4 separate regions of the Homo sapiens genome follow, and all the other regions are linked to region 1. The links are chromatin contacts, found by Hi-C or POLR2A ChIA-PET in ENCODE. All regions are on one chromosome and are shown on one strand. The core of a region is the stretch at or near the end of the contact, and the rest is flanking DNA. Distances in the headings are between cores, read along the strand shown.

Region 1 (3,436 bases), core at 539-3,038:
AGTCTGTCCCCTAACTAAGTCCTCATGTCCCTCCTCTGCTCAGAGCTGGTGGGTGGCTCCTGCCTCAGAGTGAAAGCCAAAGCTGTCACCATCACCCACAAGGCTCTAGATCTGTCCCTGCTCCTTGCCTCAGAAACTACACCTTCTACCACTTCTCCTTGCTTTCTCTACTCCAGCCCCACCAGACTTCGTTCTGCCCTTGAACACGGCAGGCTCTCTCTGACCTCAGGGCTTTGGCACTGGCTGTTCCCTCTACCCCAGATGTCGCCATGGCTCACTCCCTCACCTCTTTCACGTCTCTACCAAGATGTCACCTCCTCAGAGAGGCCCTCCCTTGACCTTCCTATCTAAAGTAGGAAGGGGCCAGGCATGGTGGCTCATGCCTGTACATCCCAGCACTTTGGGAGGCCGAGGTGGGCGGATCACTTGAGGTTCGAGACCAGCCTGACCAACATGGTGAAACCCGTCTCTACTAAAAATACAAAAATTAGCCAGGCGCGCTCCTGTAATCCCAGTTACTCGGGAGGCTGAGGCAGGAGAATCGCTTGAACCCAGGAGGCAGAGGTTGCAGTGAGCCGAGATGGTGCCAGTGCACTCCAGCCTGGGCAAAAGAGCGAGACTCTGTCTCAAAAAAATAAATAAATAAATAAATAAATAGAGTAGGAAGGTCCTCTCCCCCATCATGCCCTACATCCTTAGCCCACTTTCCTTTTCTTCATAGCCAATGCTCATCACCCGTCGATTGTTTTCCCTTGGGAAGGAGATTTCAATATTGCCAGGTCCTTCCATTTACCAAAATATGTCTAAAGTGTAGATTTTTTTAAGATTGCAAAACCTGGCGATTCTTAAACACGAGCAATAAATTCATGTCTTGAAAAATCAGGGTGCTGGCCTCGTAAAACACATCAGGGGCTACCTGCTGAATGCCAGTGTCTGGCCTCTGCCTTAGCCCTCTCTTAGAACCACCCATCCATTTCACAGATGGGGAAACTGGGACCTGGGGAGGACCAAGGACTGTTTCCCCAAGTCGTCCGTGGCCCCCAAATCCACTAACCCACACCCTGGTCCCACAGGCCCCATCCTATCCTCTTCGTCCTAACAGCCCCCAGCCTCCCAGGGGCCCCGCATCTCCTTGTCCTACCACTCCAGGAGGGACCTCATCCTCGTCGAGGGGTATCACAAATTTCTTCCTTGCTGGCGGCCCTGAGGGCTGGGGCACCCCCTCTTTGTCCTTCCCAGGGTCCATCTGGAGCCTGAAAGGGAAGGTGCCAGGAGCGAGTGAGCCACTGGCGTCTACGTTCTCATCCCGCAGCAGGAACCCCCCACTCACAGCCGTCCCCCACAAAACTCCGAGAGCTCCATAGCGTCAGGTCCCCAACACCCAGCGCTAGAGGCTCTGTAACGCCACGCCCCTTTGACCTCCACCTTCGGCTCGCCCCGCCCCTTACAGGTCCACAAGTCCCATCGCTCCGCCCCTCGCCCCCACCGGATTCTATTGGCTCCGTCCCCACCATCCCCCGCCTTCCGTTCGTCCGGCCCCCGAGGCTAGCATCTGGACGCCCTCCCCACGCCTGGCCTTGTCCATCTCTCAGACTCGGCAATGATTGGCTTCCGCGGCGCCAATCTCCACCCGCAGTCTCCGCCTCCCGCACCTGTGGTCCGGGCCTCACGGTTTCAGCGCCGCGAGGCCTCACCTGCTGGTCTTGGAGCCTCAAGGGAAAGACTGCAGAGGGATCGAGGCGGCCCACTGCCAGCACGGCCAGCGTGGCCCAGGGCTCGCAGCACTTCCGGCCTCTCTGGCCCCGCTCCCCAGGAGAGTAGAGCATAGAGCAGGGCGATCTCTGTACAACTCTCTATGGTTCTGGAGGACCGCGGAGGTCGTGGGAGGAGAGAGATGTGGCCTGAGGATCTGGCTCCCAAACTGTTAAGTTTCAAAGCCCTTACTGAGCGCTTCTGTGTGCCCAGAATCCTGGCAGGGCTCAGTGGAGAACAGATCGCAGGAGATCCAACTTGGTCCCTCCTCTCAGTAAGGAGAGACTTAAGTTTGAATCCAACTCAGACATTGACTTGGCTTCAGTTTCCTCATTCATTCATTTATTCCACACCTATTCCCCCCACGCGCTTCCTCTCTTCCCGGTCCTGTGCGAGTCCGTGCTGGTGACACAGCAGTGACCAACGACAGCCCCGTGTTGTCCTCCCGGAGCTTACGGTTCAGTAAGGGACACAGACACGTTCCCAGTGCTGACCCAGAATGGGCAGGTCTGGGATGGGAGATCCCGGGAGAGCCGTGGGATGGGGGTCAGGGGGAGCGCCTGACTCAGCCCCGGAGTCCGGAAGGGCTTCCTGGAGGAAGGGACATCTGAGCAGGGGCCTGGCTGATGAGTTAGTATTAGTCACTTCCTGAAAGGATAGTATCACACTGTTCTAACTTGCAGCTCTCTGATTACTAAGGAAATGGAATGTTTTTTGTGAAAGTATTGGTCTTGTAAATTTTGTCTTCTGTGAATTGCTTGCTCATATTCCTTGTCCATTTTTAAAATGGGTTGTATGGCTTTTTTATTACTATTAATTTCTAGGGGTACTTTATGGATTCTGATTCTAATCCTTAGTTACCCATATTGCAAACATTTCCTCCTAGTTTCTACTTTGGGCTTTAACTTTAGTTATTTTTGGCACAGAAGTTATTTGTGTTTATGCGCAACTATTTATCAATCTGTTCCGTTCTGACTTTTGCTTTTGGTGTGTTAAGAGCCCTGCCATAACCCAGGGTCATAATGATAAATTCTTTTTTTTCTTTTTTTTTTTTTTTTCGAGACGGAGTTTCGCTCTTATTACCCAGGCTGGAGTGCAATGGCGCGATCTCAGTTCACTGCACCTCCCCCTCCCGGGTTCAAGCGATTCTCCTGCCTCCTTAGTAGCTGGGATTACAGGCATGTGCCACCATGCCCGGCTAATTTTTTTTTTTTTTTTTTTTTTTTGTATTTTTAGTAGAGACGGGGTTTCACCATGTTGGCCAGGCTGGTCTCAAACTCCTGACCTCAGCTGATCCTGAGGTCACTTTGTGACCTCCCAAAGTGCTGGGATTACAGTGCACGGCTATAATGATATATTCTATCATTTCTTTTATCTACGTAAAAGATAAAAGCCCCGTGTTGTCCTCCCAGAGCTTACAGTTCAGTGAGGGACACAGACACGGTCCCAAACAGTAATGACCTAGAATGAGCAGGTCATCTGGCTTTAATCTATGTAAGATTTATTTATTTATTTATTATTTTTTGAGATGGAGTTTTGCTCTTGTTGCCTAGGCTGGAGTGCAATGGAGCAATCTAGGCTCACTGCAACCTCCGCCACCCACATTCAAGCAGTTCTCCTGCCTCAGCCTCCCAAGTAGCTGGGATTACAGGCTAACTTTTGTATTTTTAGTAGAGACGGAGTT
Region 2 (3,436 bases), core at 316-2,815, 510 kb before region 1:
AAGGCCAGCCAACCTAGAGTCTGAGGCTAGGCGGAGGACACCCTCCCCACCAGCTGCCAGGGTCACTGGCGGTCAAAGGCAGCTGGTGGGGAAGGCATTGGACTCCAGCCTTGGGGGACGGATGTAGTGATGGTGGGAAGCAGGCTTGGTGCCAGGAGGGGCGTCAGAGGGTGAATAAAAGCAGATAGAGTGTTTGGGGGAGGTAGCCAGCCAAAGGGGGTGAGGCCCGGTGGAAGGGAAGAAGGGACATACACGCAGAGCTTTGCAGCTGAGGGTTTTAATTTTTTGAGATGGGGTCTCTGTCCCACCAGGCTGGAGTGCAGTGGCACAATCACAGCTCACTGCAGCCTCGAACTCCTGGGCTCAAGCAATCTTCCTACCTCAGCCTCTTGAGTAGCTGGGACTACAGGCATGCGCCACCACGCTCGGCTAATTTTTGAACTTTTTTGTAGAGATGAGGTCTCCCTATATTGCCCAGGCTGGTCTCGAACTCCCAGGCTCAAGTGATCCTCCCTCTTCAGCTTCCCAAAGTGCTGGGATTACAGGCATGAGCCACCATGCCTGGCTAATGCAGGTGAGGTTTTTGCAGTGTCATCCAGCTAAGGCGACCCGTTCCCCTCCCAAAAAAGGGAGACTGAGAACCATGAAGTTAAGAGCCCAGAGAATATCACGGTGGTCTGGGGTGCTTCAAGGGCTGGTCTGGAATAAATTGGAGGTGGCACGCAGGGTAGGAGCGCCGGGCCAACTGGGAGACCCAGCAACATAAAGGAAAAGTTGTTGGGGCTGAGGAGGCTTGCTGAGAGAGGGGAAGTGAGGGAAAGAGGTGATCTAGGGACACGGTGTGAATGAGGGGGGGATGAGATCACAGGGTTATTACTGGGAGACCCCTGAGGGAAGATGGCCACAGGGACAGGACAAGGCTGTCTTCTTAAGGGAGGAGACCACCCCTCATATTGTCTTATGCCCAATTTCTGCCTCCAAAGAAAGAAAAAGTAAAAACTAAAAGGCAGAAATGAAATCCACAAGCAGACAGCCCGCGCCACACCCTGGGCCTGGTGGTTAAAGATTGACCCCTGACCTAATCCGTTAGGTTATCTATAGATTACAGACATTGTATAGAAAAGCACTGTGAAAATCCCTATTCTGTTTTGTTCCGATCTAATTACCGGTGCATGCAGCCCCCAGTCACGCATCCCCTGCTTGTTCAATCGATCACGACCCTCTCACGTGCACCCACTTAGAGTTGTGAGCCCTTAAAAGGAACAGGGATTGCTCACTCGGGGAGCTCGGCTCTTGAGACAGGAATCTTGCCCATTCCCCGAACGAATAAACCCCTTCCTTAACTCAGCGTCTGAGGAATTTTGTCTGCGGCTCCTCCTGCTACATTCTGAGTGGGGAAAGGGACTAAGGTGGTCTGAGGACCCCACAGAGTCAGGAAGATTGAGAGGTGAGAGTGCTGAACGGGGAGGGGCTTTGGGGCTAAGGGAAGTGCCCGGGACCCCACCTGACCCCAACGCTCACGGGACAGGGGCAGAGGAGAAAAACGTGGGTGGACAGAGGGAGGCAGGCGGTCAGGGGAAGGCTCAGGAGGAGGGAGATCAACATCAACCTGCCCCGCCCCCTCCCCAGCCTGATAAAGGTCCTGCGGGCAGGACAGGACCTCCCAACCAAGCCCTCCAGCAAGGATTCAGGTTGGTGCTGAGTGCCTGGGAGGGACACCCGCCTACACTCTGCAAGAAACTCAAAAAGGGAGATGAGGGGATCGTGGGAGGGAGGTAGGGAGGGAGGAGGGTGCCACTGATCCCCTGAACCCCTGCCTCTGCCTCCAGAGTGCCCCTCCGGCCTCGCCATGAGGCTCTTCCTGTCGCTCCCGGTCCTGGTGGTGGTTCTGTCGATCGTCTTGGAAGGTAAAAGTGGGATGGGAGAATTGCGGAGTTGGAGATTTGGAAGAGTGAAGGTGGCTACAGGCCTGGGGTCCCGGCTTAGAGGACCTCTGAGAGCTCCGGGGCCCCTTCTGGGTCGTGGTTGCCTCATCGTGGTCGGGTGGGTCTCCAGGTTCTCCCAGGCTCAGTCCCGCAGGCGCCAAATCTGCGCAGGAGAGCACTAGCAACCGATGACGTATTGAGGCCCACACCTCTGGGATTGGCTGTCCTGCTTCGACAGCCTTGAAAGTGGGTAAGCTGGGTGGGGGGCTCTGGGAGAGGTCAGTGCTGAGTAAGGCAATTCCCAGCAGCTTGAGCCCCACCAGGTCACTCCAGTATTCCTCCCCATTCTTTTTTTTTTTTTTTTTTTTTCTCTTGAGACGGAGTCTCGCTCTGTCGCCGAGGCTGGAGTGCAGTGGCGCGATCTCGGCTCACTGCAAGCTCCGCCTCCCTGGTTCACGCCATTCTCCTGCCTCAGCAGGACTACAGGCGCCCGCCACCGCGCCCGGCTAATTTTTTGTATTTTCAGTAGAGACAGGGTTTCACCGTGGTCTCGATCTCCTGACTTTGTGATCCGCCTGCCTCGACCTCCCAAAGTGCTGGGATTACAGGCGTGAGCCACCGCGTCCGGCCATTCCTCCCCATTCTAACCACATGATCCCCAAGGATCTCTATCCATCCCGGTATCCCAACCTAAGGGGGTTCCAATAACAAATTTTTGGCCGGGCAGGGTGGCTCATGCCTGTAATCCCAGCACTTTGGGAGGCCGAGGCGGGCAGATCACTTGAGGTCAGGAGTTCGAAACCAGCCTGGCCAACATGGTGAAACTTCGTCTCTACTAAAAATACAAAAAAATTAGCCAGGTGTGGAGGCACGCGCCTGTAGGCCCAGCTACTCGGGAGGCTGAGGCAGGAGAATCACTTGAACCCGGGAGGCGGAGGTTGCAGTGAGCCGAGATCATACCACTGCACTCCAGCCTGGCTGACACAGCAAGACTCCGTCTCAAAACAAAACAAAACAAAAATAGCTGGGTGTGGTGGTGCACACCTGTAATCCCAGCTACTTGGGAGGCTGAGGCAGGAGAACTGCTTGAACCCGGGAGGTGGTGGTTGCAGTAGGCCGAGATCATGCCACTGCACTCCAGCTTGGGCTACAGAGCAAGACTCCATCTCCAAAAAAAAAAAAAAAAAAACAAATTTTGAACCCCTGCCCATCTTCCTGGCAGGCCCAGCCCCAGCCCAGGGGACCCCAGACGTCTCCAGTGCCTTGGATAAGCTGAAGGAGTTTGGAAACACACTGGAGGACAAGGCTCGGGAACTCATCAGCCGCATCAAACAGAGTGAACTTTCTGCCAAGATGCGGTTAGAACCCTTCCCAGGGCACGGGAGAGCTGGGGTGTGTTTTTGGGTGGAGCCCTGGCAGATGGTCCAAGATGAACAGATTGAAAAAAAAACAAGTCCTGGAGAGGCTGACAACATCCCTCTGGTCACACAGCTAGATCTCAAGGTGCTCAG
Region 3 (3,436 bases), core at 592-3,091, 420 kb before region 1:
CTCTCAAAAAAAAAAAGAAAGAAAAGAAAAGAAAACATTAGCCGGATGCGGTGGTGTGTGCCTGTAGTCCCAGCTACTCTGGAGGCTGAGGTGAGAGGATCCCCTTAGTCCAGGAGGTTGAGGCTGTGGTGAACCATGTTCCTGCCACTGCACTCCAACCTCGGTGACAGAGTGACACCCTGCCTCAAAAAAAAAAAAAAAGTTCACATTTGTATATAGCACCCACATGTGCCAGGCCCTGTTCTAAGAATTTTGTGTTTTAAATATTTGTGTCTATTAATTTGTGTGACCTTGGAGAAATTAATTTTGCCGGGTTTCAGTTTTCTCATCTGCTATGTGGGGATCAATAACACCATATACTTCACACAATTGTTGTGAACATTCAACTTACAGAGTTATTTCTTTTTCTTTTTGAGACAAGGTCTCACTCTGTCACCCAGGCTGGAGTGCAATAGCGTCATCACAGCTCACTGCAGCCTCAACCTCCCAGGCTCAAGCAATCCTCCTGCCTCGGCCTCCCAAAGTATTGGGGTTACAGGTGTGAGCCACCGTGCCTAGCCAGAACACCCAAATTTTATACAAGCAAAGGAAAGACAACAAACCCTGCATCTGTGGTCTGAGAGCGCCTGGCATCCAACTTAGAACCTAATAGATCACCTAGTCGTTCTCAGGAATATGAGAGGCTTAGGAATGTGATCTAGCCAAATGGCTGCCCCTCTTTCAGCCTGAGTCCCTTCTGCAATAATCCTATCATATGCTTCTGGCGCTGGTGATAGGGATGAGCTCAGGGTTTAGGCACACAGCTCAGGATGTATACGGAGGCTACACTGCTGCCATTCGCAGACTGAATAACTGAGCTTTTGAGCTCAAAGTGGTCTGGGCTATTTATGGGTAACTTTCAGGGGCTGCAGGGAGGAACAAACCAATAAATAAAACATCCATGCATTCATCCAATAAACTTTTTTTTTTTTGAGATGGGAGTCTCGCTCTGTTGCCCAGGCTGGAGTGCAGTGGCACGATCTCAGCTCACTGCAACCTCCGCCTCCCAGGTTCAAGCTATTCTCCTGCCTCAGCCTCCGGAGTAGCTGGCATTACAGGCGCACACCAACACGCCCAGCTAATTTTTGTATTTTTAGTAGAGATGGGATTTCACCATGTCGGTCAGGCTGGTCTCGAAATCCTGACCTCGTGATGTGCCTGCCTCGGCCTCCCAAAGTGCTGAGATTACAGGCATGAACCACCGCGCCCGGCCTCCAATAAACATTTATTGGGCACCTACGGTGTTCCAGGCGCTGGTCTAGGCGTTGGGGTTACAACAACGCACAAAACATAAATTCTGAAGCTGACACGCTAGCTTTAAACGTTCCTTAAATATCTTCATCCTCAATTTACGGTTGAGGAAACTGAGGTGTAGCGAGACCTTGGAGGTTTCCGAAATATTATTATGGATGGCAGGTGTAGAGCCCTGCCAACCTCTCGATCCTGAAGCTCCCCTTCCAGCCTGAGAAACGGCAGGTTCAAGTCCCACTGGGAGACCAAAGCGGGGAGCGGCTCAGTTTGCCGGCTTGCTCAATGGGTAAGGCGTGATGGCTCTAAGCAGGCCTCAGTTGTCTCGTCCAGAGCAATGGGCAGCGACGCCTGCCCAACCCCTCCTGAGCGCCCAGCCTCCCTTTCCCGGCCGGCCCCGCCCCCGCGATCACGTGACGCGTGGGGGTTTTCCCGTTCCCCAGGCGTGACGTCACGGCGGGGTGCAGACCAATGGGCGCGCAGGCCGGCGGCGCCGGGGAATTCCGCCGCCCCGCCCCCGCCCGCCGCCCGCCCGGCCCGGCCCCGCGCCCCGCGCAGCCCCGGGCGCCGCGCGTCCTGCCCGGCCTGCGGCCCCAGCCCTTGCGCCGCTCGTCCGACCCGCGATCGTCCACCAGACCGTGCCTCCCGGCCGCCCGGCCGGCCCGCGTGCATGCTTCGGTCTGGGCCAGCCTCTGGGCCGTCCGTCCCCACTGGCCGGGCCATGCCGAGTCGCCGCGTCGCCAGACCGCCGGCTGCGCCGGAGCTGGGGGCCTTAGGTAAGCGGGGCTGGGGTTCAGGAGAGGGGTCTGGGGCGGGGCTGGAGATGCGGGGATTCTGGCGGTCCCGGAGTAGTCTGGGGGTTCCTATGGGAGTCTAAGGGTTTCGCGGGGGCAGAGTGAGGGTTCCTGAGACACTGTATTAGGGCGTAGGAAGAAGGCAGAGGGTGATGAGGGGGTACGGCCCGAGGTTCGAGCGAGGCGTCCCGCTGTAGAGTGAGAGGGGGCGGGGCCTGACCCTGAGGCAAAGAAGGGGGCGTGGCCTGACTCAGAGAAGGCGGAGCGAAAGCTGCTCTTGGGCGGTATCGGGGCGGGGCCGGGCCCAGAGAGGGAGAAGAGGGGCGGGATCCGACCCGGACTATGAGAAGAGGGCCGGGCCTGACTCAAAAAAGGAAGCAGGGCCCTACGCTGAGGGGTGAGGGGGCGGGGCCTGGCCGTGAGGGCAGGAAGGGGGCGGGGCCTGAGTTGGCCGAAAGAAGGGGAAGGGGCGGGGCCTGACTCTGGCCGAGTGGAGGGGAAGGGCCTGTTACCCAAAAAAGCAGGGCGGGGCCCGACACAGAGAATGAGGAGGGGGTGGGGCTTGCCTCCAGACGGAGAAGCGGAGCCTTGACATTGAAAAAATTAAAAGTGGTCTGACCCTGACAGGAGGATGTTTTTTTTTGTTTGTTTTTTGTTTTTTTCTTTTGAGATGGAGTCTCGCTCTGTCGCCCAGGCTGGAGTGCAGTGGCACGATCTAGGCTCACTGCAACCTCTGCCTCCCGGGCTCAAGCAGTTCTCCTGCCTCAGCCCCCCGAGTAGCTGGAATTACAGGTGCCCGCCACCACACCCGGCTAATTTTTGTAGTTTTACTAGAGACGGGGTTTCACCATGCTGGTCAGACTGGCCTCGAACTTCTGACCTCAGGTGATCCGCACGCCTCGGCCTCTCAAAGTGCTGGGATTACAGGTGTGAGCCCTTGTGCCCAGCGGGATGGGGACTTTTTAAACTGAGATTGAGATGGGGTCCCCTCCAGGCCCAACTTTAAGGGAGAAAAGGAGCGGGCCCTGAGTGTGATGAAGGGTGGGGCGAACCACAGAAACTAAAGGCCAGGACCTGTCCATGATTTAGCTGGTAAGCCTGGCCAGACGCAGGGGGGCAGTCAGGGCGAGGGGCCTGATCCAGAGGGGAAGGGCTAGAAGAGGAAGGGGTGGGGCTTCCTTGGGATATTCTCTGGTCCTCTGGCTGCCCCCCATCACCTCCTGAGACGTTTCTCCTTCTCTGCAGGGTCCCCCGACCTCTCCTCACTCTCGCTCGCCGTTTCCAGGAGCACAGGTGAGCAGCCCTCCACAGTTCCTGCCCACTCGCTCATGCAGGATGAGGTTGGGAGGACTCCA
Region 4 (3,436 bases), core at 670-3,169, 280 kb after region 1:
GAGCGCAGTGCTGCAATGCTGGCTCACTGCAACCTCCGCCTCCCGGGTACGAGCGATTCTCCCGCCTCAGTCTCCCAAATAGCTAGGACTACAGGTGCGTGCCACCACGCCTGGCTAATGTTTGTATTTTTAGTAGAGACAGGGTTTCACCGTGTTAGCCAAGATGGTCTCGATCTCCTGACCTCGTGATCCGCCTGTCTCGGCCTCCCAAAATGCTGGGATTACAGGCGTGAGCCACCGTGCCTGGCCCACGCTGTCCTTAAGGAGACACTTTGGTGCATACACAGCTGCTCAGCAAACCGACTCAAAAGAAAAACCTGAGACAGATGGCACCTGGAAGCAGTCCTACGCTGTGTAGGTGAGCATCTGCCCTCCAAATCAGCTCCAGGGCTGAAACTCGGGGTATCAAATGAGAGGATAAACATAGGTCCTCAATTTAGGTTCTTCCACATTCGCTGACATTTATTGAGCATCTACTATGTGCCAGGCATCATGAGAACTTTTTTTTTTTTTTAAGATGGAGTTTCGCTCTTGTCACCCAGGCTGGAGTTGCAGTGGCACAATCTCGGCTCACTGCAACCTCCACCTCCTGGGTTCAAGCGATTCTTCTTCATCAGCCTCTGGAGTAGCTGATTACAGGCATGTGCTACCATGCCCAGCTAATTTTTGTATTTTCTTGGTTTGGGGGAGAGAGTCTTACTCTGTCGCCCAGGCTGGAGTACAATGGCGAGATCTCAGCTCACTACAAACTCCACCTCCTGGGTTCAAGCGATTCTCCTGCCTCAATCTCCCAAGTAGCTGGGAATACAGGCACCTGCCACCATGCCCTGCTAATTTTTGTACTTTTTAGTAGAGATGGGACCATGTTGATCAGGTTGGTCTTGAACTCCTAACCTCAGGTGATCCACCTGCCTCGGCCTCCCACAGTGCTGAGATTACAGGCATCGAGCCACCATGCCTGGCCAATTTTTGCATATTTAGTAGAGATGAGTTTTGCCATGTTGGCCAGGCTGGTCTTGAACTCCTGACCTCAGGTGTCCACCCGCCTTGGCCTCCCAAAGTGCTGAGATTACAGGCGTGAGCCACCGTGCCCAGCCCATGAGAACTTTTTTTTTTTACATATACAAAACTATGTAGTCTCCCTGACTACAAATCCTGAAATAGGTACAATTTCAGTTCTCATTTTGCAGGTGAGGTGGCTGAGACTGAGAATTGCAAACGAGTTGTGTATGGTGTGCAAATTTTCACTCACAGCTGTGCTCGCAACCCCCATGTCCTATCTCCCTTCCAAAAAGTACCTGTGGCTGGGTGCGGTCACTCACCCCTGTAATCCCAGTCCTTTGGAAGGTTGAGGCAGGAGGACTGTTTGAGCCCAGAAGTTCCCGACCAGCCTGGGCAACAAAGACCCTGTCTCTACAAAAAAAATTAAAATTAGCTAGTATGGTGCCTGTGGTCCCAGCTACTTGGGAGGCTGAGGCAGGAGGATCTCCCGAGCCCAGGAGTTTGAGGTTACAGTCAGCTATGATTGTGTCACTGCACTCCGGCCTGGGTGACAGAATGAGACCCTGTCTCAAAAAAATAAAAATAAAAATACCCCAAATACACCCCCACCACTACCAAAAAAAAAAATACACTTGTGCCAGATGAAATTTGTTAAGAAAAAGTATCCATAGAATTTTAACTTTAATCTGCTTTATGCAGATTTTTGGCTTGAATCTGGGGTAAGAACTGTTAGCCCTGTTGTACAGATGAGGCTGCTGGTGCCTGGCAAGTTCCCGCAGCCAGCAAACCCTTTTATCTTTTTTTTTTTTTTTTCTAGACAGAGTCTCGCTCTGTCGCTCAGGCTGGAGTGCAGTGGCACGACCTCAGTTCAGTGCAACCTCTGGCTCCCGGGCTCAAGCAATTCTTCTGCCTCAGCCTCCCGAGTAGCTGGGACTACAGCCACACGCCACCACGCCCGGCTGATTTTTGTATTTTTAGTAGAGACAGGGTTTCACTGTATTGGCCAGGCTGGTCTCAAATTCCTGATGTCACAATCCACCGCCTCGGCCTCCCGAAGTGCTGAGATTACAGGCATGAGCCACTGTGCCCAGCCTTGCATTTTTCATTTGTAAAAGTTATGTCAGTGGGTTTTTTTTCCCTTTCCTACCTACTAGGCCATTTTGATTTTTTTTTTTTTTTTTTTTTTTAGTTTTGGCTTCCTTGCTGATAATTCCAAGCTTTTAAAATTTTTAAACAGTTTAAAATAAATTTTGTATTATAATCTGTGATTGACAGTTTCATCATGTGAAGCCTATGTGGGTGTTTTTGTTGTTTCTGCTGGTTCTTATTCATATTATTTCCATTTGTTTGGTTATTTGTGTACTACTCATTACCTGAAAAATTATTTGTGGTGGGCTGGGTGCGGTGGCTCACACCTGTAATCCCAACACTTTGGGAGACCAAGGCGGGCAGACTGCTTGAGGTCAAGAGTTCAAGACCAGCCTGGCCAACATGGTGAAACCCCATCTCTACCAAAAAAAAAAAAAAAAAAAAAAAAAAATTGCTGGGCGTGGTGGTGGGTCCCTGTAATCCCAGCTACTTGGGAAGCCTAGGCAGTAGAATCGCTTGAACCGGGGAGGCGGAGGTTGCAGTGAGCTGAGATTGTGCCACTGCACCGTAGCCTAGGCAACAGTGAGACTCCATATCCAAAAAAAAAAAAAAAAAAAAAAAAAAAGCCAGGCGTGGTGGCTCACACCTGTAATCCCAGCACTTTGGGAGGCCAAGGTGGGTCAGGAGTTCAAGACCAGACTGGCCAACATGGTGAAACCTTGTCTCTACTAAAAATACAAAAAATTAGCCAGGTGTGGTGGTGCGCACCTGTAGTTCCAGCTACTTGGCAGGTGAGGCAGGAGAATCACTTGAACCCAGGAAGCAGAGGTTGCAGTGTGCCGAGATCGCGCCACTGCGCTCCAGCCTGGGCAACAAGAGCGAAACTGCATCTCAAAACAAACAAACAAAAATATTTGTGGGGCTTCTAGATGACAGTTCCTTCCACAGGTGGACTTGTGTTTGTTTCTGCCAGACATGTCAGCTAGAAGTACCCTGTATCACACAGGACGTGAACCTGGCTGCGAACCTGTGCCGAGGGCCAGTCTGTGACCACAGATTATCAGAATCTTTCTTTTTTTTTCATTTGATTTCTGCCTCTTGAATACCTCTTCAGTCTTCCGGGTCATCCTTACCTGAGCTTGTAGCTCTCTGGAATCCCAGTTCCTGCAGTTGCTCACTGTGGGCTGGCTTTGGACTTGACTTTTGCCTGCTCCTTCCAGTAAGGCTGCCAAGTAGGAAACCCCAGTGTGTCCACATCAGCAAACACCCTGAGAGCAAATGTGGCTTCAGAGCCCCACATATCATTCTTTTTTTTTTTTTTTTTTTTTTGAGGCGGATTCTTGCT

Evidence for each region. Hi-C counts contacts between places; a loop is a spot of excess contacts on that map. ChIA-PET counts read pairs that join two places held with the same protein, here RNA polymerase II (POLR2A). Pooled maps may share reads with other maps.
Region 2: a pooled map shows a loop between it and region 1 (4-fold over the local background). The contact joins the promoter of APOC1 here to the promoter of ERCC1 in region 1. A Hi-C loop is called at or near these places in 1 of 50 pooled maps. POLR2A ChIA-PET finds 5 or more read pairs at or near these places in 2 of 52 experiments (GM12878 and WTC11).
Region 3: a loop to region 1 is called in a pooled map, with 6 times the contacts of the local background. The contact joins the promoter of RELB here to the promoter of ERCC1 in region 1. A Hi-C loop is called at or near these places in 1 of 37 single-sample maps with no recorded cell type and 4 of 50 pooled maps. POLR2A ChIA-PET finds 5 or more read pairs at or near these places in 1 of 52 experiments (HEK293T).
Region 4: a pooled map shows a loop between it and region 1 (4-fold over the local background). The contact joins the enhancer-like site here to the promoter of ERCC1 in region 1. A Hi-C loop is called at or near these places in 11 of 168 maps with a recorded cell type or tissue (A673, CD4-positive, alpha-beta memory T cell, CD8-positive, alpha-beta T cell and 8 more), 8 of 37 single-sample maps with no recorded cell type and 22 of 50 pooled maps. POLR2A ChIA-PET finds 5 or more read pairs at or near these places in 6 of 52 experiments (A549, H1, HEK293T and 3 more).

Annotation. Positions count from the first base shown.
Region 1 is chr19:45,422,129-45,425,564 of GRCh38, forward strand. ERCC1 (ERCC excision repair 1, endonuclease non-catalytic subunit) reads right to left here and starts at 1,789. Exons shown (of 10, transcript NM_001983.4): 1 at 1,653-1,789; 2 at 1,142-1,253. The coding sequence starts at 1,246. RefSeq lists enhancers at 1,775-1,864, 1,925-1,974, 2,223-2,517.
Region 2 is chr19:44,913,043-44,916,478 of GRCh38, forward strand. APOC1 (apolipoprotein C1) reads left to right here and starts at 1,566. Exons shown (of 4, transcript NM_001645.5): 1 at 1,566-1,691; 2 at 1,830-1,907; 3 at 3,148-3,283. The coding sequence starts at 1,850. RefSeq lists enhancers at 1-361, 1,120-1,879, 1,880-2,637 and a promoter at 579-1,705.
Region 3 is chr19:44,999,623-45,003,058 of GRCh38, forward strand. RELB (RELB proto-oncogene, NF-kB subunit) reads left to right here and starts at 1,842. Exons shown (of 12, transcript NM_006509.4): 1 at 1,842-2,063; 2 at 3,327-3,374. The coding sequence starts at 1,958. RefSeq lists silencers at 1,666-2,075, 2,396-2,675.
Region 4 is chr19:45,705,437-45,708,872 of GRCh38, forward strand. No RefSeq gene overlaps it. Among named protein-coding and RNA genes, the nearest start is that of QPCTL, 14 kb to the left of the region's middle. RefSeq lists an enhancer at 1,494-1,723. Within about 2 kb of position 1,920, at least 7 of the 41 ENCODE cell types and tissues checked have a DNase peak (open chromatin) inside an H3K27ac peak, as active enhancers do; they include OCI-LY7, ascending aorta and gastrocnemius medialis, where a contact is called at or near this core.